Regions from separate parts of the Mus musculus genome. Here regions 1, 2, 4 and 5 are each linked to region 3. A link is a loop called in an ENCODE intact Hi-C map of the cell type or tissue named here. Cell type or tissue: gastrocnemius. All regions are shown on one strand.

Region 1 (5,000 bases), 1.0 Mb before region 3:
ACTACACTACCTAACACATTGCCACGATTGCCTGTTTTGAAAGAGTATCCATGCTGGGCAGTGGTGGCGCACCCCTTTAATCCCAGCACTTGGGAGGCAGAGGCAGGCAGATTTCTGAGTTGGAGCCCAGCCTGGTCTACAAAGTGAGTTCCAGGACAGCCAGGGCTACACAGAGAAACCCTGTCTCGAAACAAAAAAGAAAAAAAAATGAAAACCAAACAAAAAGAAACGTGTAGAATATACACTACTGGATTGAAACAGTGAGTTTTGTTTAGATGTATTCTATTTTAAAGTTTCTATAAATCACATTTATTTACTTATTTATCTATTTATTTATGAGGGGGAGGGACATATACATGAAGGTCATAGGACAACCTTTAAGAGTTGGTTCTTTGCTACCATCTGAGTCTTAGGGATCAAACCCAGGTCGTCAGGCTTGGCAACAAGCACCTTTTTTTTTTTTTTTTTTTCATTAAACCATGTTGCTGGCCCTTGGATATGTTTTGTAAAGCTAACTTTACTAACTCGTGATAAAGAAGGCTCACAAATCGATAGTCCAGACACGCACATGAGACTAAGAAAGCTACAGTATACACTCCAGACTGTAAAGTTTTCACCGTCAGTCTTCTGTCCCATCCTTCTCTTTAGGGAATCTGAAGTGTGGGATAAGCAGCCAGCCTAAAGTTCCTTGTTTCATGGTGGCACTGACCCTAGAATTTAAAATTCACCTGATAATCTATGTGCTGTGCAGTTGCCTGTCAGCTTTGGATAATTTAGCCTAGAGCGGTGGTTCCCAACTTTACTAATGCTGGGACCCTTTAAAATAGTTCCTTTAACTATAGTTTAATATAGTTGTACTGTGGTAATCATAAAATTATTCCTGTTGCTACTTCACAACTATCATTTTACTACTGTTACAGAACATAATGTAAATTTATAATGGTCTTAGGCAACCCCTGTGGGTTTGTGAATTTGTAGCTGCTAGGTCTATTTGTAGAATGCCCGTATACATTCGGTACTGTTTCAGAATCCAAGCTACTGTCTGCTTATGTGCTTAGTGCTTTTGGGTTGTTCTTTGTGCTTAGATATCGAAACTTAACCTAGGAAGTTCAAGAATACATTGTAGTATTGCTAGTACACTAGTAATGGTGGGATGCCCTAGAAACTGTAACTTGAAATTGTAAACTTCCTGACAAGTACTCTGAGCATTTAAATGTGTCGAACTTCTCTGGAAATCATTTTGGACTGGACCTTAGCTCACCCTCCCTCATTTTTAAGACAGGGTCTCACTGTGTAGTTCTGGCTATCCTGGAATACAGTGTGTAGACCAGACTGGCCTCCAACTCAAACAGTCCCTCCTGCTTCTGTCTTCTATGTGCCACCACTGCTTAGCCTGGACTTTAAAGTTTATAAACACAGTTCTTCCATTTGATTTCGTTTTATGAATACTAAAGGTATAGGGGCCACACTGTATAGTTAAAATTTAATTTTATGCTGAATTGTTTTTTCTATAGTTGAGGTATTATTAATACAAGAAGACAGTTTATTGGTTTGTGACTGTTCCCTGTTTGTTTCAGTTTCTCCATTTTTATGCATAAATTTCTTAACGGGCAATAGTGTAAGAGTCCTTTCTCTTTGGCACTAGGCTATGAAAGACCGAAAATTGATTTAGCACAGGTTGACAATATTCTATATATAATGTTCTATATTAAAAGAATAGTTATTCTGACTTATTTAACTTTCAGTAGTGCTATTAAAAGTATCTAGAATTTTCTGTTTCACCAAGAACACAGTGGTGTTAACAAAAGTGGCTTTAAGTTCACAGAAGCACTGAATAATACTGAGATCCAATATTTTTCCCATTGGAAAAAATGTGAAAACTTATACAAAATCAGTTTCTTAAGGCTGGTGCAGTGTCACTTTGCATGTAGAAGCTGAGGCAAGAGGATTCTTGGAGGGAAGACTGCTTGAGGCCTCGAATTTGAGGCTAGTCTGGACACTGTAAGGAAACTAGCTTACTGTGCTAATAGTTGAGGAGCCATGCATACTGTACACAATGCCCTTCATGGAGTGTGGTTTTCTTGAGTAGCTAATCACGTGAACCAGGCTCTTGCTTAATGTCCGTGGTTGTGAGGCTCTACACCCACTGTCCAGCTCGTGCTTCGTTCATCAGGGCTTTCTTGGATATTTGAAGGGTTTGAAATTTTTCACATTTCCATTCTAGATTGACAACATGGCTTTAGAATAAGAGTTCCACAAAGTACAGACACTTGGAAGTTAGTAGCTTGCACTGATCATCACTGAAGAGCTACTTTATATCTTTATCCTTATAAAGGCTTGGCTGGACACTTCATTTAGTGTTAGGTTTGCTGGAGTTGCAGTGCTCATATTATCCAGTTGAGGGCAGCTACTTACCAATTTAAAAGAGTTTAGAATGCTACCACTTGGTGCTTCTGAAAATGCAGTTTCTGATATACAACAGTGCTCACTTTCTCTCCTGTGTTTTTTATTGTCACAAATAATCATGGGAACATGGAAAGCTCCTTTTTCCTTCGTAATAATTGTTTAGCTCTTTAAGAACTGAAGGAGAAAGCCTTATGTTCACTTAAAGTTCTTCCTGTCCCAGCTCCTTTAGATCCCGTCTTTCTTCCCCGCTTACATCAGACTTCAAAAGTCGCATAGATTGGCTTATCTGGGAACCTGGATCTTAACAGAACATACACATAAACAAGGCGGCTTTACAGGTCTCTGAGACTTTTATGTGTAAATGTGAGAACAGACAGTGTTTATTGTGCTGTTTAATTAATCAGTGGGCTGAGTAAAAATTAAATTGCAACTGGCCTGTTTGGTATGTTTTTTATGCAAAATAAATTATATTCTCACAGAATATACGGCTGTCTTTCATTTTTGTTTTTGTTTAAGCACAGAGATATCATTTAGTTTAAATGATATCTTCCCTATAGTTCTGAAAGGAATTAGAAGTGCTAATTGTTTTCAGAGATTATCACTGAAATAAATTATTTTAAGAATAAAGATCTCGTTCTGTATAAAATTATATTATAATATTATTAGCAAAATAGATAGTATTTATATCTGGGGATAGATATATTAGCAAAAAGGTTATTCTAAGAAGACGGGCAGAATATGAGTGAGGGTTATAATTATGTGAACAAAATATCAGTCTTCCTCTAGAGAGTAAAGTGAGTGTCAAAGGACACACACAGACTGGGAGGTGGTGACATTTCTTCTGGAGAGGCTGGTGGGACCATAGACATGTTTCTCTTAACTATCAGTTATTACCTTCCCCCACCCCCCCGCCCCTGGCCCTGGCCATAATAATTTATAGATTTCCAGTGTCCTTATGCTGTCTTTTCTCTGGCCTACCCCTGGGTCTTTGTTGGGAATGATGTTGTGCATGCACTGCCATGCATCTCTTAGAGCATGTCCTTGTTTAGAAGTGACATGTGACTGTGATCATGGTCCTTCATAAATTATTTTATAAGAAAATAAGTGTATGTGTGTATCTGAATGTGAATGTATGTGGATGTCTGTCTGCATACTCCCATGCAGAGACAGGAAGACACTGATGACTTGTGCAATCACCCCTTGCCTTATTTCCTTGAGATACAAGACAGTCTCTTGGAGCTAAGTAGAGGCTACCAATCCCCAGGGATTCTCCTGTCTCAGTTCCCTGTACAACAGTTACTGACTCACGGGACCACACCCAGCTTTTTTTGTGGGTGTGTGCAAAGCTTCATACTCAGGTCCTCAGGTTTGAACAGCAAGAGCCCTGAAGTCCACTGAGCCAAGTCTCCAGTCCCAGTGTTAAGGACTGTTGTTATATTCTACTATCATTTACTTTTTAAACTTGTTACTGTGGTTGAGCAGGTATAACATAAAAAGTAATGTTTTTCCTTGTTCACGTATGTTCAGTGGCATTAAGTACACTCAGAATATTGCATAACAATTACCACCTTCCCTCTCCAGAACTCTCCCATTTTTTTCCCCTGAAACTCTGTAGCAGTTAAACATACTTATCTCCACACCCTTGTGCTTTCTGTCTCTGAACTGAACTGTCCCCACACACTGCTTAAGTGTTTGATTATAAGTGGAGTCATGCCACACCTGTCTCTTTGTAATGCACTTGTTTTACTTAGTATGATAGCCTCAACTGTCAATGATGTGTCAAGGCTGGAATTTTCTTCTTGAAGGCAAAACAGTATTCAACTCTGTGTGTGTAGCACTTAGCTTACTTAGATTATTTCCATGTTGTGATTGTTGTGAATAATGTTGCTACACTCATGGTACTTCTAGTCAAGTTCCTGCTTTTAAATCGTGTGTATGTCCATGTCCATGTCCAGAAGTGGAAATTTGGAGTGACCCCTTGACTGTGGGCAGTGTTTGGGGAGCTGCCATACCACTTCCCATCGCAGTTACAGTGTTTTCCATCATATTCCAGTTCCCCTACATACTGCCAGCAAGTTTGCACTTTAAGCTACATTTCAAATTTGATATTAGAGAGAAAGACCTGGTTTAAGAACATAACATCCGGATCGGGCTAGGAATAATTCTTGTGTACAAACTGTCTTTTCTGCTCATTAGTCTACTTACGATAGAGTAACATTGAGCTTTCCAAAGTGGGAGGGGCTGGGGGAAGAAGCCAGACAAGGTGGCTCACCCTGTAATTCTAGCACTTGGGAGTTAGAGGCAGGAGAATCACCAGTTCCAGGTCATTTCTGGCTGCAGGATCGAGGTCGACCTGAGTGGTTCGTTTAAGGAAATATTTAAGATTACACTGCAACTAATAGTTTGAGAATACTTTCAGGTAGAGTCGTTGCCTCTCAAGTTTACCTTGGGCGTTAGGGAGCAATGGAAAGTTCTTTAAACGTAGATGTTATAGCCCAGTCCTTTGCGTTTTAGGAAGGGTTGTCTAATTGATATGTTGGAGGGGTTAAGCACAGAGAATCCCCACCTACCATCCAACATTTCAGTCACCTCTG
Region 2 (5,000 bases), 220 kb before region 3:
AATGACAACTGTTCACAGAGTCCTAGCTCTTTGTCAACATTGTGTTAGGTACTTGACACACATTATTGGGGCTAATTCTCCTTGGTCCTTAAAGATAATTAATAGGAAAACTGAGACTCAAAATATTGCCCCCCAAAATACACAAGAAATGGAAGAGAGCAGATTCAAGCCAGTGTTCCATGTTCTTTTTATTACTCGAGAACATTACAGGGCAACATTAAAGGCATTCTTCTGAGATCCATCAGACCTGAGCCTCTGTATCAACTGCTTGAACCAGGTTGGTGGACAAGATCCTCTGTGAGAAAGGTGTGTGTTACTGCACTCCAAAGGACTCGTGCCTCCCCCACCCTCTCACCATTCCGTGGGCTCCCTCTAGCCAACTCGGATTAGTATTTTTCCCTCTTAGGCCAAGAAAACAGCTCCAAGCATCATTCCAGGTCCCTACTCCAGACACTTCTTCCAAGAACTGGTTGGAGATACTTCCTTTAGAATCCATAGGTAACGGTGAGATTCAGTATTAAACCAATAGAATGAACAAATGCTTTTTTGTAAAACACCTACATCCCTGTAGTCACTGGAACAGATCAACAGTATCAACTGAACACTCTCAGATGAGGACAACATTAGCAACACACTCCACTCCCACTCACAGACAGACATCTTTGGCCCTCATACTCATCCCTCAGACCTAGATCAGACTCAGTGTCTACTCCAAAAGCACCTCTTATGGAAGTAAACTTGGAATCCCCTATTCAAAAGTAGCATGCTCACAGCAGTACAGCCCTGCTTTCAGTCCTCTGAGAGGGATCTCCAATGTATACATGATTTAAAAGCCTAAGAGGCCACCAGACTTCATTTGGTCTCCAAAGATTCAGAACCCATTTTCAAGGCCACCATACTGAAACTGGCACTTAGAACCTGATTTTGGCAGCAGACACTGACTCCTCACTTTGTCCCATGGATGAGAGCCTGGCATCAATTCATGTCTGTACTTCAGTGGACATCACAGAGATAGGTAATTGTCCTTAACTTTCCTCTTGTATTATTTTAAACTCCAGGAAGAACACAGCTTCCAAGGACAGGCCAGAGGAGGCTGATTAACTAGGAAGCAAGGCTGCACCTCAGCATTAACAGCTTAGCAACCTAACAAAGTATTGTAGGATATCAGAACAGAATCGACAGGAAGCAGAGACCAAAGATGGGGGACCATATCTCAACCAATGTGACTCCACTTTGTTAAGTGCTTGCCTTCTATTTAAACCTAAACCTCATGCTGACACCCTAACCTGGGGACAGTGAACACTCCCCCCGCCCCCCACCCAATGTAGCCATTCAAACTTGCTCTCCTTAATTAGCACACTGGGGACAGGGGACTGAGATTAACTTGTTGGGGCTACCGGAGCCCAGGCTTTCACCCTAAACACCTGGGTAATAACTCAGCGGTGGCTCTCAGTCTCAATTTATCTTTGAATCTCCTGAAAGACACCTCGCTTAGGACCCATCCTGCCCCAGTTAACTTTGCCTGTCTGTGAGACTAACCTTCTGCTGGGAGAGCATCCCTGCTAGGCCACTGTCCTCAGGATTCTAATTGTCACCTACACCACTATAATGCCACATGGTCTGACCTTCAAGTTCCTAACACCTCTCACACACTGCCATACAGTGAAGATACTTCTCCTGGTAGGTGAATGGAGAGCTTTAGAAATCTGAATTTGGCTGAGCTGTAACTCTTACTATAACGATGACCAAACATTCTTTTCAAGGAAAACTCCAATGCAAGAGGCTGAAAGGCACCCCCAATCACAGGGAAAGTCAGTGCTGAGAAACCTGGCCCTGTGCTGGCCATCCCGACTTCAAGCTGTTCTGTAGATGGAGACTGTCTCCTACCACCAGCCACTCAAACAACTCCTCCCCTGAGGTCGTGAAAAGACTATCTCAACTGAAGGACAATAAAAGGCACAATTTGGAAGCTTCCGAAAATTAGAATACTGTACAACCCAGAGCAATTGTCCAAAAGAGCCATGGGATTCCTGGGAAGAACAATACTTAATTGATTCCCAACAATGCTGAGAAGGTCCATTATCAAAGTGTTGAATCAATGACTGAAAATCTCCAGAGAGGAGAGTGGCAGCGCATAGCATATGGGGCTGCCTCAGTTCCTCCAGCCTCGCCGCTTCCCTACCACACAGCATGGCAGTGCTGGGCACTGTCAGGACAAAGTGACCCAATGGGCATCCTGGCTATGAGTGCCACTTCCAGGACACAAATAAAGGGGAGGGTAGAGATTCATGAACTAAAACAGTATTCTTTTCTTCTCTTTAGGGGAGGGCCACCGACACCTTCACCCCAAGAGCCTCTTCTTCGGGCCACTAGGTGGCGCAAACCCTCCTTTTAGAGAAAGGGACTTTTAAAAATCATATTGGTGTCCCCAAGCAACTCCCTACATCTTGCCAGAGCCGGATAAGAAAAGGATCTGTTGTCCAAAGACATCTATCGTGCTTAGCAAAAGGAAGGAAGGATTTTTCTAAATTCTGCTATGGGAACTCAGAAGTTAAACCTATGTCATAGAAGGACTCATGGATCTAAGATCTGCTTAAAAAATAAAATGAAATAAAGCTAATACAAGAAGACAGATAGCACTGGGAAGTTGAGTTTGGTTCAGATTGGTCAGTAATATCTGTGTAAACATGGCCAAGTCAACTCACTTCTCGGGTCTTCAACGCCTTTGATTGAGAAATAAGGAACATAGAATCTATAGAATTATGTCCACTACCAAATTCTGCAAGTGTTCATAATATGATACGTTTCTATTTTTAATTTATTGTCCAATTTAATTCATCAGATCTGATGAGACTTTAAGCACAAGGATGAGTCATGAAGTCCATACAAGTTGTTTTTCTGTTTTGTAGTACTGAGAGTGAAAGCCATGCATCACACATACTCAGCAAGCTCTACTGCTGAGTTATAGCCCCTGCACACTGTTTACTTATTGCTTTGTAACAGGGCCTCACTATGCTGTCCAAGCTGGCTTCAAATTCACTCTGTGGCCCAGGCTAGCCTTGAACTTGCAATCCTCCTACCTCAACAATTTGTTGAGGACTCTGTAATAAGTTTGAAAACTGAGGTATTACTAATTCATTTACTACAAAATACTCCCAGAATACCTAGGCACCCAGCACTGGGCAACCACGTAGCCAAATGATGAGATAACAAGCGATAAACAGGAGTTGTGCCACACTGTTCCTCTAGGAAATGGAAATCTACTGGACTCCAGAGTCCTAACCTCCTGGGTTCTCATAACCAGAAAGAATCTGAGCAGTTAAACCTACTGTACATTGAGAATCACTCATCCAAAATTCAGCCTGTGGATTCACAGCATTCGGGGTTTGTGGATTAGAGAGCTACGATTTATATAATCTACAGTTACATTAAAGCATTTGACATAAATGTAAATATCACAGGCTTCACTCAGATCGTTTATGTCCTGACAAACAGCCATGGCAACCACATGCTGCCCACTGCCTTCAACTTGGTATTTTACAGTCACTTCAAACCCAGGGCAGTAAGGTTCACCTTCAACAAATCCATTTCTACATGTAGAGAACATGTTCCAAGCACAATTCTTCAACATCACTGCTTCTTCAGTAATACTGCAAATAATCTTTTTCCTTCTCTCTATAAAATTTGTATCTTCCCTTACATTGCTAAAGAAATGCCTGTCTTAAATCTGGCTTCCTTTTGGATTTGCACAATGAAAGAGTTATCATCTCACATTGAATTCCAATCACCTGTATAAACAAATTTGCCTGCCTCTTTACTCTCTTATCTTAATTCTATTTGTTTTGGACAGTTTTATTTATTCATGTTAAGCTCGTCATTAGACAAAGCATTATAGGGACAAGGATGCCTCTAAGACACTACAAAGTTCATCCACGCTGACACTACCATTGATCCTATGGTCACAAATGACAATAATTGAATTAGTTCACCATCACTTGGTAAACATAAAGATGAGTGGAAAGCTTCCAGCTTCCAGTCCCTGAGTAATATACCTGTCTCAGCTGAGGATGTGGCATGGGCCTTAGATAGAACTGTTGTGACTAAAAGATACTCAACAATATGGTACTTAATTAGTCTGGAAACTCAGCAACAAGACCTTAGCTATTAATTACAAGATTTTCTTATTTTGGAAAAGAAGCAAATGTTCCAATAGCTTCTATTACCATCATTTCCATATTCCCAGAGGCTTCCCTGATAAACATTAATCATTTCTATATGTTTCACAGCTGGCTCATGAGTGTTAATGGAGGATACAGAATGGACTGTTAAGTTTTTCTATATATTGCTAACGGGAAGCCTGTGTATGGATGTGGGTCTGGACATCTGTGTGCATCATCTTTGCACACGATCGCCTGAAAACTCAGATGGGGAAAAGAGCAGTGATCGTGACAACTGAAGTCTGCCCAGTGCCTTTTATTATGACGTCACATTAGAGAAGCACACATTTCCCCTCCTGTTGTGTCCGGCCAACGGATCACATGTCTGGGTTCTACTCTGGAAAGGCATCTTGGAAACCTGGAAGAGAAGAGGGGCTAGGCGGTGCGAGAGGAAGATGTAGCTAAGACAGTCATTCTGATCAAAGCTCAATTTTACTATTCCGACACGCAGTTATGAAGGAGGGGAAGGGGGCCCAATTCCCGCCAAATAATCCTGGAGTCCAGTAGCAGGGTGACCACGTGTATGGCTCCGGAACAGCAAAGCAGCAGGCTCCAGCAGTGGGCATGGCAGAACATTGAGAGGCAAGCTCCATCCCAATGTAAACAGTGGAACCTGAGCAGGCAAGTTTCAGGCTGGGGGAGGGGAGGCTACACCCTCCCCTCAGCACCACCACAGTCTGGTGGGAACGGGTCTGTGGTGGAAGGGTCAAACCCTATTGTATTCTGTGATACATGTGACATCAGTGACTACTACCACTGTCATCCTTGGATGATGTCATTCAT
Region 3 (5,000 bases):
ATTAGCAGGGTTTTAGGATGTAAGATCAATATACAAAAATCAATACTACAGATTGTTAGATAAATCAAACCTGTCTGGCCATTTGTTAGTAAGATAATACAAGGGTACATACATGTGATTGTTGTATCCTTTGTCAGCGCTCATAGAACATACCACACAAAGACTGAGCCCTGAGTGAGCTGGAACTGTAATAATAATCCATCAACATTGGTTCACCAACCGACCAAGCATACCACCACCTGGTACCAGTTCTCATTTGAGATGTTAGTCATGGGGGAGACTACGAGGGCCACAGGAGCAGGAACTTTGCTGTGAGACTGTGTCTCTCATGTCAGAATCTACACCCATCAAATCCCACCAGCTGCGTAAATGTTAGCTGAACAAAGACAGCAGGCAGGCCAGAGTGGACAGGGAAAAGCCCACGAGGCCTCAACCCTACACAGAGCTGCAGGCATCTAAGGGAGGCTGAGAGTGGGAGATAGGGTCTGCCCCAGGAAGGAAGAGCACACCAATTAGTTGTCCAACACCAAATGCCCAGCCCTGAAAACACATGCATATAAGTCACATTATACAGACTGAGAGGGTTGTATTTAGGAATATAGATGAATATGCACGTGACAACAATTAATGAAAAAAGAGCAAGGAGGGGCATTTGGGGAGGTGGAGGGAAGAAAAGAGAAGGGGGAAATGATGTAATTATATTATAATCTCAAAAATAACAAAGAGACTTTCTAAGGCTACACAGAAAAACCTTGTTGCTAAAAACAAACAAACAACAACAACAAAAGTAATGTGTCTGTTTGTCTTTCTGCTTACTATCCACCAGGTGGTGAAGAGCCTCTCCTAGCATAGTCTCCTGTGAGCATGTTCTGTCCAATGGCATGAGGCCAAGTGACCACGGACTGACCCTGAACTGGGACAACCTGCTATGACTCCCAATAGCATAAATTATGACGTACACAGCATTTCCCAGCACATACGCCTGCCCAAAAAAAAAAAAAAAAAAAAAAAATGTGACCTGAATCTCTTCCTGCCTATGGCTTAATTTCCTGTTTCCAGGAAATACATCTGGTGTATTCAAGGGCACCTCGAGAAATAGTCAGGCAAATTTAGAGAGCAGGGCACTGCAAGATGGCTCACTTGATAGCTTCATAAAGTCAATGCTAAGAAAATAAGTGCAAAGACTAAACTAAAGGAAAATATAAGTGACAATTCAATAGCCAATATTTGCATATATACTTCTATTTGTAAGTATTTTAAATAAACTGTGTGTGCTTACTACAGGGAAATTTTAAATCCATAAGAAAGTCAATAATCACATATAATTACGACTAATTAGTGATTTGTTGAAATGCTCTTTCCAAGGCCTTTTGAGTCGGCTTCTCCATCCCTGGCTAACATTAAGGGCGAGCCAGCCTATCAGTCAGCAAACGTGGGCCAATACAGCAAGCATCTCCAGCCTCAGCTAGCTAGGATCTGTCCTCTTCTTCACGTGCAAGACTGGATATCCATCTGTTCCGTTATTTTCCTCAATAATTTTCTCCTAACTATAAAAGTGCTTTTGTTTCTTATTTTATAAAATTATAAAACATAAGAGGAAAATTAGACTTCAACAATAAGTCTACCAATTAGAGATTTTATTATGTGTATGTGCCTCTTAAACACTTTAAGAACACTAGAATCTCAAATCGTTTGGGTATCTGGACTTTGCTTTTGTTATTGTCGTTGTTTGACTGCGGGGGTGGGTATTTGTGGGCACACATATGCCTATTTTTCGGGCATTCATGAAATGGAGGTTTACATGGGAGTGACTTACCTTAACTACCTGACACCTTAGCTTCTGAGCCAGGGTCTTGCTGAACCTAGAGCGAGCTGACCAGCAGACCCCAGGGATCCTCCCGTCTGCCTCTGCAGCTCTAGGGTTACAGCGCCCTGCTTTCCAAATTCAGGTCCTCGTGCTTAGCGGCAAGCACTTTACTAGCTAAGCCACCTCCTCAATTCCCAGGCACACACACACACTTCTTTTTTTCTTTTTTAGATAAAGTCCCATTGTGAGACACAAGCTAGTCTCTAACTTGTAATCCCCCTGCCCTACTTAGCCCCCTGAGTACAGGGGGTTACAAATTTGTCACCATAACGGGCTATTTATTTATTTACAAAATTTATTCTCGTTTATCATTTTCCCTGCCTTTAAAATAATGTCTGGAACACAGTTACATAGCTGCACTGTTTTCTTTTGTATGAACATTTAGCAAGTCATTTTACCAGCCCTTCATCATTAGATATTTCTATTACTTCGAAATTTTTCCCAAGGCAAGACCACTGCGCACTGGAGTAAGGGAACGTGCAATAAGCCTGTAGTAACTGTCGTTTAATAAACCACAGAGCTTAGAACTGAGGGGCGACATGGATGGCAGGGATAAAGAATGTCTTCCCCCTGGTTCCAGGAGGTCGGTTTTTACTGCCCTAGCGAGGATTCCCTGGAACCCGCCTCTCCAGGGTTCCTACTGTCTGCTGAGCTGCACTGCATCCCTGTGGCCATGGGTGGTACTGCAGCACGGAGGCCTCAGCAAAGCTGCTTAGATTCCTTTCCTGACCGATTTTTTAAATCCAATTTAAAACTGTGACCATTTTCCTTCAACTCTCAAATTGGAAATTTACAAGCCCAAACTGATAGTCTGTGTGATATTTCCCTTGTAATAAACACTACTTTAGTGCCTTGAGCATTTAACTAAAACAAACAAAAACCTACCCAGCTGTAGCGCCCGCCCTCTCCCCCACACCGTCCTTTAGTCATATTGAAGGAAGCCCTCAAACAAGTGGAGATTATTCTTCTCTGTGGGACTTTCCACATGCTAGCAAGAACTCCTAAGGCTCGGCATTCTTTGGATTCCAGTGGGTTTGGTTGTCTTCCACATGCTACATGGACTGTAAACAGTCCTGCCCCACAATCCGATCTCCTCCCCTACAGGGCTGGAAAGGTTCCTCACGTTACCCATCCTTTCTCATATCTTGGAGACAGTAAGTCCCAAAGTGACACAGTAGAAATCTAGTGTGCAGAAACCCGGAACAAGGTGGTGTATGATACAATACATTCTCTTCATGCAGTTCCGTTATACTTAGCTCTGTCAGTGTTCCTGAGGCAACTACTAAATGGCCACAGACACTGACATCAAGAAGAAAGAGCAAGGGAGGAGAAGGAAGGTCCGAGAGATAGGCTCTCAACTGTGCACAAAGTACTGCTCCTTTCAAACTCTTCCAGTAGGGTCAAAGTTTGGAGTGTGGATGGTTTTGTTTGCTTGCTTCCTTTTTCAGTACTGCATATGGACCCATGGCCTCAGGAAAGCTAAGAAAGCGGTCTACAACTGATGCTGTACCGCCAGCCCATTGATGAGCTTAAGATGGTGAGCTCAGACACCCACATTCCCAAAAGAGTTTTTGGCTACCCACGTGACTCTAATATACCACCGGCATTGCAAACCTTTGCCTCAGAATATCTACAGTACTGAAGAGAACTCCTGAGGCTCAAGTCATAAAGACATAGTTCTAAGAGTAAGAATTTCTGAGGCAGGGGGAGCACGCCTTGAAGGCAGGACTGGTTGTAGAGATCTGCTAGGCTTGATGTCTACCAACCATTCTTTCTTCTAAAAGCAACTGATGTTCCCATGGAAACTGCTGGCTCCCTACCCAAGTCTGTCACTTGAGGTATGTGAGCTTCCTACCCTGGCTCAGGACAACCCTGGCCACTCCTGTCCTGCACCGTGCATCCAAGATATGACTTTACTTTCATGGAGCTAAACTTGCCCTTGGACTCAGTCATAGCTGAACCTTAAGGCTAACCATCTACCCTCAGCCCTTTCCACTCCTGAGCCAGCCTATCCTCCCTTTTATTGTTTTTTCTAAGTGATTTTTATTCGAGCTTTGTCATTTACAACATAAAAATTTCTGACAAATGTATATGCTTTCTAGCTATGTCCACACACAGGAAGGCATTGATATATCCTGATGTTTGTTTTTGTTCCATGATAAAAATTTCCTTCATCGTTCTAGGCAGAGCTCAAGCTAATGAATCACAAATCCCATATATTTGGAATGCTTCAGCCTTGTTCAATGTATCTATTTTTAGCATGGATCTTATAAACTGTCCACATACATAAAATGGAGATACAATATTTCACAGAGTTTTTGAAGGCAACAGGAAAAACTAACATGAAATCATTTCATGCTAGTTAAGTGTTGGCTTTTCCAAAGGGTATTCCTCATCATTGTCGTCATCATTGTCATGTCATCGTCACCATCCATCATCACCATCATCATCATCTCTCATTTTCTGTCACCAAGTTCCTGGAAAGTTACCTATCGTTAGTTTCAATGGTTACACAAAGACAATGTAATCAAGCAAGAAAGTGGTGAAAACATTATACTCTGGCTTCTTCCAGGATATAATCTTCCCAAGAGTGCTCCAAAGATGAGTCTGAATAATGTCTCCCAAGTTTCTTTGAGAACAAAGAGGCTGTGCGTGACCTTACAGCATGGCTATCTCTGCCGGCAGGTCGCTGCATCTTTGATGTTCATTTCCATAGATGCTTTATTTCAAAGCTTATTAATATCTTATACTTTTCATTTAATTTTAAAACAAAAATCCCACAGGCTGCTTGGGACAGGGGCTGCTTGGGACAGGGTGGCTTTCGACAGTGAGCAGCTTTATCGTGGCTTCCTTCTCTCCAGCCTCTCCGTGAACCACCCTGACAACCCACTGCTGGAAATCCCTTCCTCGCCCGTCCCAGTGGCGATGCAGTCCTACTTCTTGGCTTCTTGGCCTTTCAGCTACTGGGAACCCCCTTCTTCCAGCTCCTGACTCTGGAGTCCCCTCCCTCCAAAACTCTAGTTTCAGCCCCTGGAGCTCCTGGAGAATTTATCCATTTTCATATATCTTGAAGAACTCCATGAATAACTCTTGAATAACTCCATCTTTTTAATATTTCCTTCCCATGTGTGTG
Region 4 (5,000 bases), 1.0 Mb before region 3:
CTCAAGATCAGCCTATTCAGTCTCCATCCACCCAACCCCAGGCTCACCAGTCTCTTCACTATTTCCACAACATTCCTATTTCTCAAGTGCCATATAATTGGAATCATATAGTTTGTAGTCCTCTTAGCTTGCCTTTTTAGTACCATTAAGTTTCTTTAGTGTATTTTCATGGCCTGAAAGTTCACTTTTTACTGTTGAATAATATTTTGTTGTCTGTTTATCTATCCATCCACCTAATGGGGAATATTTTGGTTTCCTAGACTTCGGCAACCGTGAGCTGCAGACAAGGAGTAGTGTAGTTGTATATTTCCTTTCGAAAAGGAAACCTATTTGCCAGGGTGTCTTCTCTTGCCTGTGCTGTTTTTGCGTTCTTCTCACTGTCAGCGACTGCTCTGTTCTTCCTGGGGCTTGGCATCCTCAGGGCTATTGGCTTGGGCTGCTTGGGCTGTGTTGCTGTCCACTGTGGGCATGTGCACGTCTCCAGTCGGGTACATGCATATGTGCATCTTCAGACTGTTCTCTTTTCTTTTCTTTTCTTTTCTTTTTCCTTTTCCTTTTCCTTTTCCTTTTCTTTTTCCTTTTCCTTTTCCTTTTCCCTTTCCTTTTCCTTTTCCTTTTTCCTTTTTCCTTTCCTTTTTTCTTTCCTTTTTCCTTTCCTTTTTCCTTTCCTTTTTCCTTTCCCTTTTCCTTTCCCTTTTCCTTTCCCTTTTCCTTTTCCTTTCCCTTTTCCTTTTCCTTTTCCTTTCCTTTTTCCTTTCCTTTTTCCTTTCCTTTTTCCTTTCCTTTTTCCTTTCCTTTTTCCTTTCCTTTTTCCTTTCCTTTTTTCTGGCTCTTTTCAGTTTATTGCATGAAGGAGTTACACTAGTCCAAGTTAAAAGCAGACCCCAAATGATTACATTATACAAGCTGTGAGGTTTTTAAACTTGTGACAAGGGACAGAAGGGAAATTCTACTCATTGCAAGGAAATCCTCGCTTAAGCTTCAGAGAGCCACAAGCACTTAAAACCCATGAGCCTTCAGCTGATCGTCCTTAGCCAGCCCAGTCTCTATCAGGACCTGGCACATGTTCTTGCGCTGGTCACCCTGTAGCTGAATTACTTCTCCATATTCTGGATGCTCAATTACAGTACCATTGCAGGCAAATTTCTTCTTAAACACCTTCACTAGTTTCTTTTTATCGTAATCATCAGCGATCCCTTGGACAGTGGTAAGGGTCTTCCTGCCCTTTCTCTGTTGAGTTCTTATATGGATATAATCCTCAGAGCCAGCAGGATGCAGGTCATCACCCTTACTTACTTGCATCAGCAAAGGGGTCGAAAGAGTGGAGGTTCTGGATAGCAGACATACAGTACGATTCCTTTTCCTCAGTGGAAATGGCCTGCGGGAGAAGGCGGGTGGCGGGGCGGGGGGGGGGGGGGGGGCGGAGCGTCGGGAAGCGAGGGGGCTCGAGGGGGAGGCAGCTGAGTCCTTGGCGGCGGCTCAGTGACTGGGGCTAGACTGTTTTCTTAGCAATGTTGTTTTTCAAGAGTTTTATGGATTTTTTAAAAATAAAAGTTATTTGTTAATATTTTACAAGTATTTTTGGCTTGTTTGTGGTGTGTCTTCTTATTCTAGTCATAGTGTATTTCAGAGAACCTGCTTAATTTTAATGATGTGCATCTTCTCTATTACTTCATTCATAGACAATGCCTTTCATGTTGTAACTACAGTCAAGGTTATCTGCTTAGGTTTTTTTCTTGCGTGTTTGCAGTCTGCTTTAAGATAATTTTTGAAAAGAGTGTAAGGTCTCTGAGTGATGATGTTGATGCTGATGTAGAGGTTCAGGTGCCGTGGTACCATCTACAGGAGACTAACTTTTCTCTATTATATTTTCTTTGTATCTCTGTCAAAGATCTGTTGACTGCATTTATGTTGGTCCATTTCTGGGTCCTCAGTCCTGTTGCGCTATCTGTTCCCCAATTGCTCTCTTGATGGCTGTAACTTTGTGAAAAGACTTCAGGATAGGTTAGTGTCAATCTTTCCAGGTTGTTCAGTATTATATGGGCCCTTTGAAGTCTCTACCGTAACATTTAAATGTTGGAGCATTTGTTAGTGTCTGCAGAGTAACTGCTGGGATTTTGTTTGGAACAGTGTTGAGCATTTTTGCTTCTGCTCTGCCTTCCCGTGTTTAGAACTTTAGAATTCCTTTATCTGCCTTCCCGTGTTTAGAACTTTAGAATTCCTTTATTATATTTTCAGCATATGGATAGTAACTCAAAAGACAGTGCAATAATGAAAACCTACAAAAGAGATAAGAATGTTCAGTTTTAAAGACGTCTACAATTAATAGATTTAGCAGTGTCCTTAGTAAGTTGGAGAAAGTGATTTTTGCAGTGAAACATGTAATCATTAAAGTTTCTTCATTGAACACTAGAGGGCCATATAGTACCTTGTTAATGGTGCTGTTTTCATGTATTTAAATATCTTAGTGTCTGCCTATTATTTCTTGCTCCAATTTGGAATAAGTATTAAGGGAAGTTGTTTATATTGACATATAATATTTTTGTATTTTTTAAGTCAAGAAACTAGCATATTTCTTATTTTGACACATAGTAACAAAAATATTCAGTGCATCTTGTACATGTGTATAAACTCACTCTCTCCTCAAGGATGAGTACATTTTGAAAAGTCCTTAAGAATTAGCATATAATCTTCAGTCAGCAGACCTCCCATGACCAGTGATTGCCCTGGGCTTCCTCAGCATATGTGCAAAAAGAGCAGGTCCCTGGCGTTAGCACTACAGTAGGCTGAGGACGCCTCGTCATCTTGAAGTAAAGAATGCTTGACCAGTTAATTTTCTTGACTTTTCTTAGTTTGGTAGTGGGGTTGAACCATAATGTTTAGGCCCTAACAAAGTAGAGTGACTGTGTGAAGAGGAACAGGAACAGTTTGTTTAGACTTTTGGAATATGGATGACTACTTGTGAAAGTTCAGAGTCTGATCAGAATCGTGCTGAAATTGTCAACTTCTTGCCTCTGTTTATTTGATAGAATGCTTCTCATTCTTAATTTTTGTATTCTGGGGGACGTAGGACATTCTCACTAGTCAGTGTTCATGCTGTTTTTAAGAACTGGTCAAGGATGGTGAACACAGTGGGCGTGCCTTAGCTACACTGTGAACGTGGGGAAGGGATGGGTTGGACTCTGAGACTGCCAAGGGTAAACCACCACATCCCTGAGCCTCTGCACCTGAGCTGTCATTATTAAGCCACTTTTAGGTTGACAATTTAAATTTTCTGGGCAGGTTAGTCCCTGACCATACATGGTTGTTAGAGTCGATATGGATAAACAGTGGTGTCTCGTGGTGTGGTTACGGCTGGTGTGCTCTCACCACACACTCACTGCTCTGTACCGCTGCTGTTCTTCTGCAGAATACACACATGCTTAGTTCTGGCAGAGTCATGTGAGCAGAGCTTAAGTGACTAAACACCTTTTGCTCCAGGAATGAAATTAGTTACCTCATCTATTATGTTGGTGAAAGTTAAATTCTTAAATGGCTAATAACGCAATCCAAACGAGAAGAGGGATCGGTATCCCGTAAAGCCTTTCTATGGCTCTGTTTTCCAGAGCGCCACCTTCATTTACATCATACACAGAGAAAAGTAGCTGTTCTCACTCATTGCAAAATCAAAGCAGTTTTCATCCAACAAATAGGATTAATAGCAGTTGGATAGAAACATAGCATTGAGTGCCACAACTGTATTATATGGTCTGTTTTCATTTTCAATTAGATTATTTTCAGATGTTAAACTGCCAGGTGATCTAATTTCTTTATCGACATGATTATCCTTGTTTTTATTCTTTTGTGTGTGAGTGTTTTGCCTATGGACCACATGTGTGCCTAGTGCCTGAAGAGGCCAGAAGTCAGTGTCATATTTCCTGAAACTGGAATTGTTGCTTATCATGAGGCATCATGTGTGTGTTGGGAATTGAGCCCAGGTCCTCTAGAAGGACAATCAGTGCTCTTAACCACTAAGCCATCTCTCCAGCCCGCATGGGATCCCATTTAAAGGATGTATCCCAGCTTGCACAAGGAATCTGAGGTGGTCTGTATTTCGGAGTAGCATGGTAAAATGGAGTATATGTGAGAACCAGCGCAATGGGAATAATGCAGTAGAAGTGAGGCTGAGGCCAGAGAGGACGAAAGGAACGATCTACAGTGAGTTGGGGCAAGCTGGTAATAGCACGTAGGCCGGGCATTTCTGTCTTAGGGTTTTTTACTGCTGTGACCAGACACCATGACCAAGGCAATTCTTTTATTATTATTATTATTATTATTATTATTATTATTATTATTATTATTTTAAAGATTTATTTATTATTATATGTAAGTACACCGTAGCTTACTTCAGACATACCAGAAGAGGGCATCAGACCTCATTACTGGTGGTTGTGATTCACCATGTGGTTGCTGGGATTTGAACTCAGGACCTCTGGAAGAACAGTCAGTGAGTGCTCTTACCCACTGAGCCATCTCACCATCCCCAGGCTGGGCATTCCTGAAGTTGAATCCCAGTATTCTTCAGAGTGTGACCCTACACCACCTCAAACATCTGGAGTGCTAATTAGGAATGTAGGTCGGCCAAGTCTACCTCAGAACTACTTAGCCAAACTCTAGAGCTGGAGTATGCATTTAAGGGAGCTGTCCTAACATTCGTAGCACACTGGTTGTCCATAGAGTGGTGCCATAAAACTGAGGACAGTGTACACAGCCCTCTCAATGAAGACCAAATATTCTGTGTCTGTTCTCTCTGCATGTCTTTCTCTCTTACTGGGTTTCATGAGTACCTTAGCAGATTGTACCCTTGGATGTATAATAAGTGCATTAAGGAAACACTGAACTTTACAGTTAGATAGCTAGTCAAGACCAAACTGTTAACTCTTTGATGATATTAAGGATGCTGGTAGTACCTGTCACATAGTATCACTGAGAGTGTTTATTGAAGCCTGAAAGGTAGCCAG
Region 5 (5,000 bases), 210 kb after region 3:
CAGTAATACATAAAAGCTGTCTCTTGTTATAGTGGTACATTATGAAGCTTGGATAGTATCTTAGATTACAGAGCAAATGGTAAGATGAAGAACAGTACCAAGCCCCCATAGCTCATTTCTCCTCAATATAATCAGATGTTAACATAACTTAAGAGGACTGAAGGCTGGTGCAGTGCCCCCCGTCCCATGCAACACATCTCTGCAGTTAGTGGAGTAAATACAAGGCCACTTTCCTGTCATCCAGGCTCACATGTTCTGAGTTTCAAAAGTGGCTCTTGTGTGACTGAATCAATTACAGTTTACAAACTAAAGCCAAATACTTTGAAGACAATCTAATGGGCCAGTGGGTTAACATTTCACTGGAGATGGAAAGCGCTCTCCAGCAGGGTCCGTGGCTTTCTTCTGTTTTCAAGAAGAGTTCCATATGCTGGACCACTTCTTTGTAGTCTTCCCCGTTATCCAAAACCTGGGCGGCCAGCGGTTTCCTGAACGTGTTGCTTCTATAAGGGAATATTTACTTTGTTTTCTACTAAAGTTCCTATCCTTGGCATATGATTGCACTTGATTTTGGCATTTAGGGTCTGGGGTTTCTATTGTATGTTTTCGGTTAAGAGTATTTAAGGAACATCGTTGTAGGTTCTCACCCATGTTAGTTTTACGAGAATGGGATGACTTGAGTGTTATTCAGACTAAATTCTCATTGGCAGCAAGCCATACAAGAGCAAGAAGGGGGCAGGGGTGTGGAGAGGGGTATGAAGTGTGTCTTTGCCTGTGAGATTTCAACATTTAATAGTGAAGATTCTGAGCAACCTATCTTTATTGAAGAAAAAAAAATCCCTCTTAAACATTGGCTCTCTGTAAGCAGGATAAGTGCGATAGTTGTGTATCTACTTGACACCATAATAAACTGAACTCAGCTTTTCGATTCCTCATCTCAGACTACACTGCATTGTTCAGAATATATGTAGATGGTACCTGTCTTAACCCTGTATCTCCAGTCCTTTGCACGGGTGGGTGGAGTGGTTATTTGCTAGGTGGGTTTGGTAGACAGACGGATGGCTTTCACGGGCCATTGAGTTTACTCAATACCGTTGCTATTTGTTGATGCAGATATATATTGAAACAAATTTCCTTTTCTTTCTTTTTTTTTTTTTTCCATCTCACTCTTCCATGCTGTTTTCTTGCTATGTATTTCTCTCCCAACTACTAGAAAGGAAAGTGTAGCTGTGTGGTTCTCATGGTACTTTCTTATTATATATATTGATTGAGGTCATGGCAGAACTCAACAGTGTTCAAAGAAAAATAATTGTGAAGAAAATTTTATGAGATAAATGGAAATGGGTTATTGTGTTTGTTTCCAAAACTTTTAGGTAAAAGCTTGATATTGTTCATCTTTGTCAGTCAGCTTTTCATCGCTGTGACAAAATTCTTAATTATAAACAACTTAAAGGAGAAAATTTGGGCCTGTTTTCAATCCATGGTCACCTGCCTCCATCACCTTGGGCCTGGTGCAATCACATTGGGGAGTTTTTCACCATATAGAATCTGTGAAAGAGAAAAGAGGCAGAAAAGGAAGAAAAAGTAGAGAACAGGAAGAGAGAGAAAAGAGAGCCAGGCACAAGGCGTACTCCTCAGAGAAACACCTCAAATAGCCTTCCTCTGGCCCCTAATATCCCACTCAGCCACCAGGTCATCCACCGTGGCTTCCACCCATCCAGGATTAGTTCATCTGACCATGACCTGATCCCATCTCAGTAATGCCTGTAGATAGAGGGCAAAACCCTGCATACATGAGTTTTCTGGGGCCACCTTCATACCCAAACCATACACCATACAAACCTCCTGAAATACTCAGGTTTGGGGTTTGCTTTTTGTTTTTAGGTTAAAACTGGAGAAGCCATTTTTAATATATTATCCTTTGAGCCTTCAAAGATAAGGTTTCCTCAGGTGCCTGCAATACATTGCTGTAGGAAGAATGTAATTCTTTCACTGCTCTTGGAATCAGCCTGTGTCATTTAGAAGAGAGAATATTAAGTGTATTTACCAAAATATATCATCAGAACTGGCATTTTAAAAAGATAATTATAGGACTGTAAGTCAGTATCCCTAAAAACCACCATTGTTTGTATTCAGTTTCTTAAATTTAGGTACACGACCCTGAGAATACAGCAATGAATATATGGATCAAGTTAGACTATTTTAGCTTTGGTATGAACATTGTTTCCTTTTAATTAATGTCAGATGCACATAGGCCATAAAATTCATGATTCGATGCCAATTTGAATGTCACTGAATGAATTCAGAAGCTGATTTCTCTTTTCCAGAACTAATGGGAAATCATTGCTACCTTACTTTTTACTTCACTGTGTGGAACAGAATCCATAGCCTCACTCGGAACTCTGCCGCCATCTAGGGGCCTCTCCTTTCATTACAAGCTTTTCTTTTTCTAAAGTGTGGGGCTACAAAGCTCAACAAGGAGCCAAGACTTGTAAGGTCACTGCAGAGCCCTAAAAACAGCCTAGCTCTGCAGACGACCAGTCATTTATTATGCTGAAATGATGTTTCTCGTTAGCTGCTAAAATTGCTCGTGTGGCTGGAGAGACAGACTTTAAGAGCGCATCCTGTTCTTCCAGGGGACCCAGGGTTCAGTTTCTGACACCCATGGCAGACAGCTCACAATTGCCAGCAGCTCTGGCTACAGAGGACTGAAGTCCTCTCCCAGACTGCATGGGCACCTGCATACAGGTGCACACTAACACAAAGATATGAGTAAAATAAAATAAATCTTTAAATGTTTTGGTATTTTCTTAGCCTATAGAAGTTGAAGGCTCACACAACTCATTAGAAAGAATCCCACAGGTATTCCTGTAATCCCAGCACTAAGGAGTCTGATTCCATCTTCTTGCAAAACAAGAAGGGAAGGAGGAAGGGTGGGCAGTGATTGCAAAGAACAAATTAAAGCTCTGAATGTTTTAAAAAAATATTTTGTGTTTTGCCTGCATATATGTGTGTGTGTGTGTGTGTGTGTGTGTGTGTGTGTGTGTGTGTGTGTAAGAAAGTGCCGGCTCATCTGAACTGGAGTTACACATGGTTATGACCCACCAGATAGATGCTAGGAATTGACCTCAAGTCCTCTACAAGAACATATGCTCTTAACCGCTGAGCCATTTCCCCGGCCTCTGAAATGTTCTTTCAGATGGAGAAGTACTAGCCAGGTTGGTGGTGTGTACATAATCCCAGCATTTGGAAGGCAGAGACAGACAGATCAGGATCACAGCCATTCTCCGGCTTAGTGAAGCTTTCACAGCTAGGCTGGGCTACATGAGACAGTAGGACAATGGTTCCCAACCTTCCTGATGCTGTGACCCTTTGATACAGTCCCTTATGATATAGTGACCTCCGACCATTATTGCTACCTCATAACTGTAATTTTGCTACTGATATGAATTGTAATGTGAATAACCGATATGCAATCCCCAGAGGAGGGTTCCAGAAATTCAGACTGTGAGCTCATCCACTAATGGGGAGTTCTCTTTTGGTGATTGCCTATAACTTCAGGTCTGTAATGTTTTAAGGCTATATAACAACAAGCCATCTCCAACCCAGATGATTTTAAACAATTGCATATTGTTTGCCTTTATCTTTGCAAGTTAGGTAGGGATTCACTGACACTGTTTTCAGAACTAATGGTTCAAAATCAGAAATCAGAAGTATTAGTTGTCTACTTCTCAAAAATTAGCCAACAATCGTTTGCTGTTGTAACAGGGTCTCCCTGTGTATCCCAGGCTGAACTCACTAGCCATCACCCTGCTGGGGCTCCTCAAGTGCTGGACGAGTTGTGTGCCACATCTGGCTGACCAACAATCTAAATTATCCGCTATTTCTTCTTTACACATTTTTTAGGAAAACAAACAAGCAAAATAAACAAAAAGCCCAGGTGTGGTGACCATGCCTCTAATCCCAGCACTCCAGAGGCAGAAGCAGGTGGATCTCTGAGAGTTAGAGGCCAGCCTGGTCCACAAAAGGAGTTCCAGGATAGCCTGGACTGTTACACAGAAATCCTGTCTCAAAAAAGCCATTGAGAGGGGTTGGGGTTGGGGGTGGGGGGAGAGAAGAGAACAAGCTAGGGCTGATGAGACACACCTGTTCTCAGCTGCTTGTGGAGGTGGGACGTCAAGGTCACCTCAGCCCAAGTGGGTTAAACTTGAATCTAAAGCCAATTTGGACAACATAATGATACCTCATATCAAAATAACTATGAGTCAAGACACAGTGGCATATCCTATAATCCTAGCACTTGGTAGGTAGAAGCAAAGAGGATCTGGAGTTCAGGGCTAGCCTTTGATACATAATTCAAAGCCTACATGAAATCACAAACAAATCAATCTACACTTATTCTTCCGATCATGGAGAAGTCTTTTCTTAATAGTTGTCTCAGTCAGGGTTTCTATTCCTGCAAAACATCATGACCAAGAAGCAAGTTAGTGAGGAAAGGATTTATTCAGCTTTCACCTTCCATACTGCTGTTCATCATCAAAGGCAGGCAGGCAGGAACTCAAGCAGGTCAGGAGGCAGGAGCTGATGCAGAGGCCATGGAGGGATGTTACTTACTGGCTTCCTTCCAAGACTACCAGCCCAGGGATGGCACCACCCACAATGGGCCCTCCCCCTCTTGATCACCAATTGAGAAAATGCCCTACAGCTAGATCTCTTGGAGGCACTTCCCCAACTGAAGCTATTTTCTCTTCGATAACTCCAGCCTGTGTCAAGTTGACACACAAAACTTGCCAGTACAAGTCATGACTTGAAGATTCCTGCAGCCTACCATGCTGTTTGCCACGCATAGCTGAAAACCAGAGTCATCATTTCTCAAAGGATTCGTTGCATTTAACCCTCCAGTTCAGCATCACAAAGACAGTACTGCTTTCTCTGTGGATGTATGGAAATGTTGACAGGATTTTTAAATCCTGGTTGTATGCAGAGCAAATGTGCTGGTAGAA

What was found. Peaks named below come from ENCODE experiments on the same cell type or tissue, not always from the same donor. Only the 100,000 strongest peaks of a DNase experiment are listed, where the experiment ranks them.
Region 1: a loop joins it to region 3, with 3 times the contacts of the local background. A loop is called at or near these places in 16 of 42 quality-filtered maps.
Region 2: it touches region 3 in a loop (5-fold over the local background); 36 of 42 quality-filtered maps call a loop at or near these places.
Region 4: it touches region 3 in a loop (3-fold over the local background); 15 of 42 quality-filtered maps call a loop at or near these places.
Region 5: it touches region 3 in a loop (3.0-fold over the local background); 16 of 42 quality-filtered maps call a loop at or near these places.

Annotation. Positions count from the first base shown.
Region 1 is chr3:84,919,812-84,924,811 of GRCm38, forward strand. All of the region lies in intron 4 of Fbxw7 (F-box and WD-40 domain protein 7), which reads left to right. Among named protein-coding and RNA genes, the nearest start is that of Gm40080, 44 kb to the left of the region's middle. In gastrocnemius, a CTCF peak has its summit at 2,394 (motif pointing right); a DNase peak (open chromatin) is centred at 2,397.
Region 2 is chr3:85,705,288-85,710,287 of GRCm38, forward strand. All of the region lies in intron 5 of Fam160a1 (family with sequence similarity 160, member A1), which reads right to left. Among named protein-coding and RNA genes, the nearest start is that of Gm40082, 4.9 kb to the right of the region's middle. In gastrocnemius, a CTCF peak has its summit at 2,354 (motif pointing right); a DNase peak (open chromatin) is centred at 2,368.
Region 3 is chr3:85,921,649-85,926,648 of GRCm38, forward strand. No RefSeq gene overlaps it. Among named protein-coding and RNA genes, the nearest start is that of Gm26204, 16 kb to the left of the region's middle. In gastrocnemius, a CTCF peak has its summit at 2,545; DNase peaks (open chromatin) are centred at 889, 1,891 and 2,528; H3K4me3 peaks cover 279 bases; H3K27ac peaks cover 271 bases.
Region 4 is chr3:84,912,071-84,917,070 of GRCm38, forward strand. The region is part of intron 4 of Fbxw7 (F-box and WD-40 domain protein 7); the gene reads left to right. It also overlaps the pseudogene Gm46808. Among named protein-coding and RNA genes, the nearest start is that of Gm40080, 36 kb to the left of the region's middle. In gastrocnemius, a CTCF peak has its summit at 2,414 (motif pointing right); no DNase peak of the experiment used is centred here.
Region 5 is chr3:86,127,546-86,132,545 of GRCm38, forward strand. It overlaps Sh3d19 (SH3 domain protein D19), which reads left to right. Exons shown (of 22, transcript NM_001082414.3): 22 at 1-2,981. Among named protein-coding and RNA genes, the nearest start is that of Snord73a, 8.8 kb to the right of the region's middle. In gastrocnemius, a CTCF peak has its summit at 2,405 (motif pointing left); a DNase peak (open chromatin) is centred at 2,419.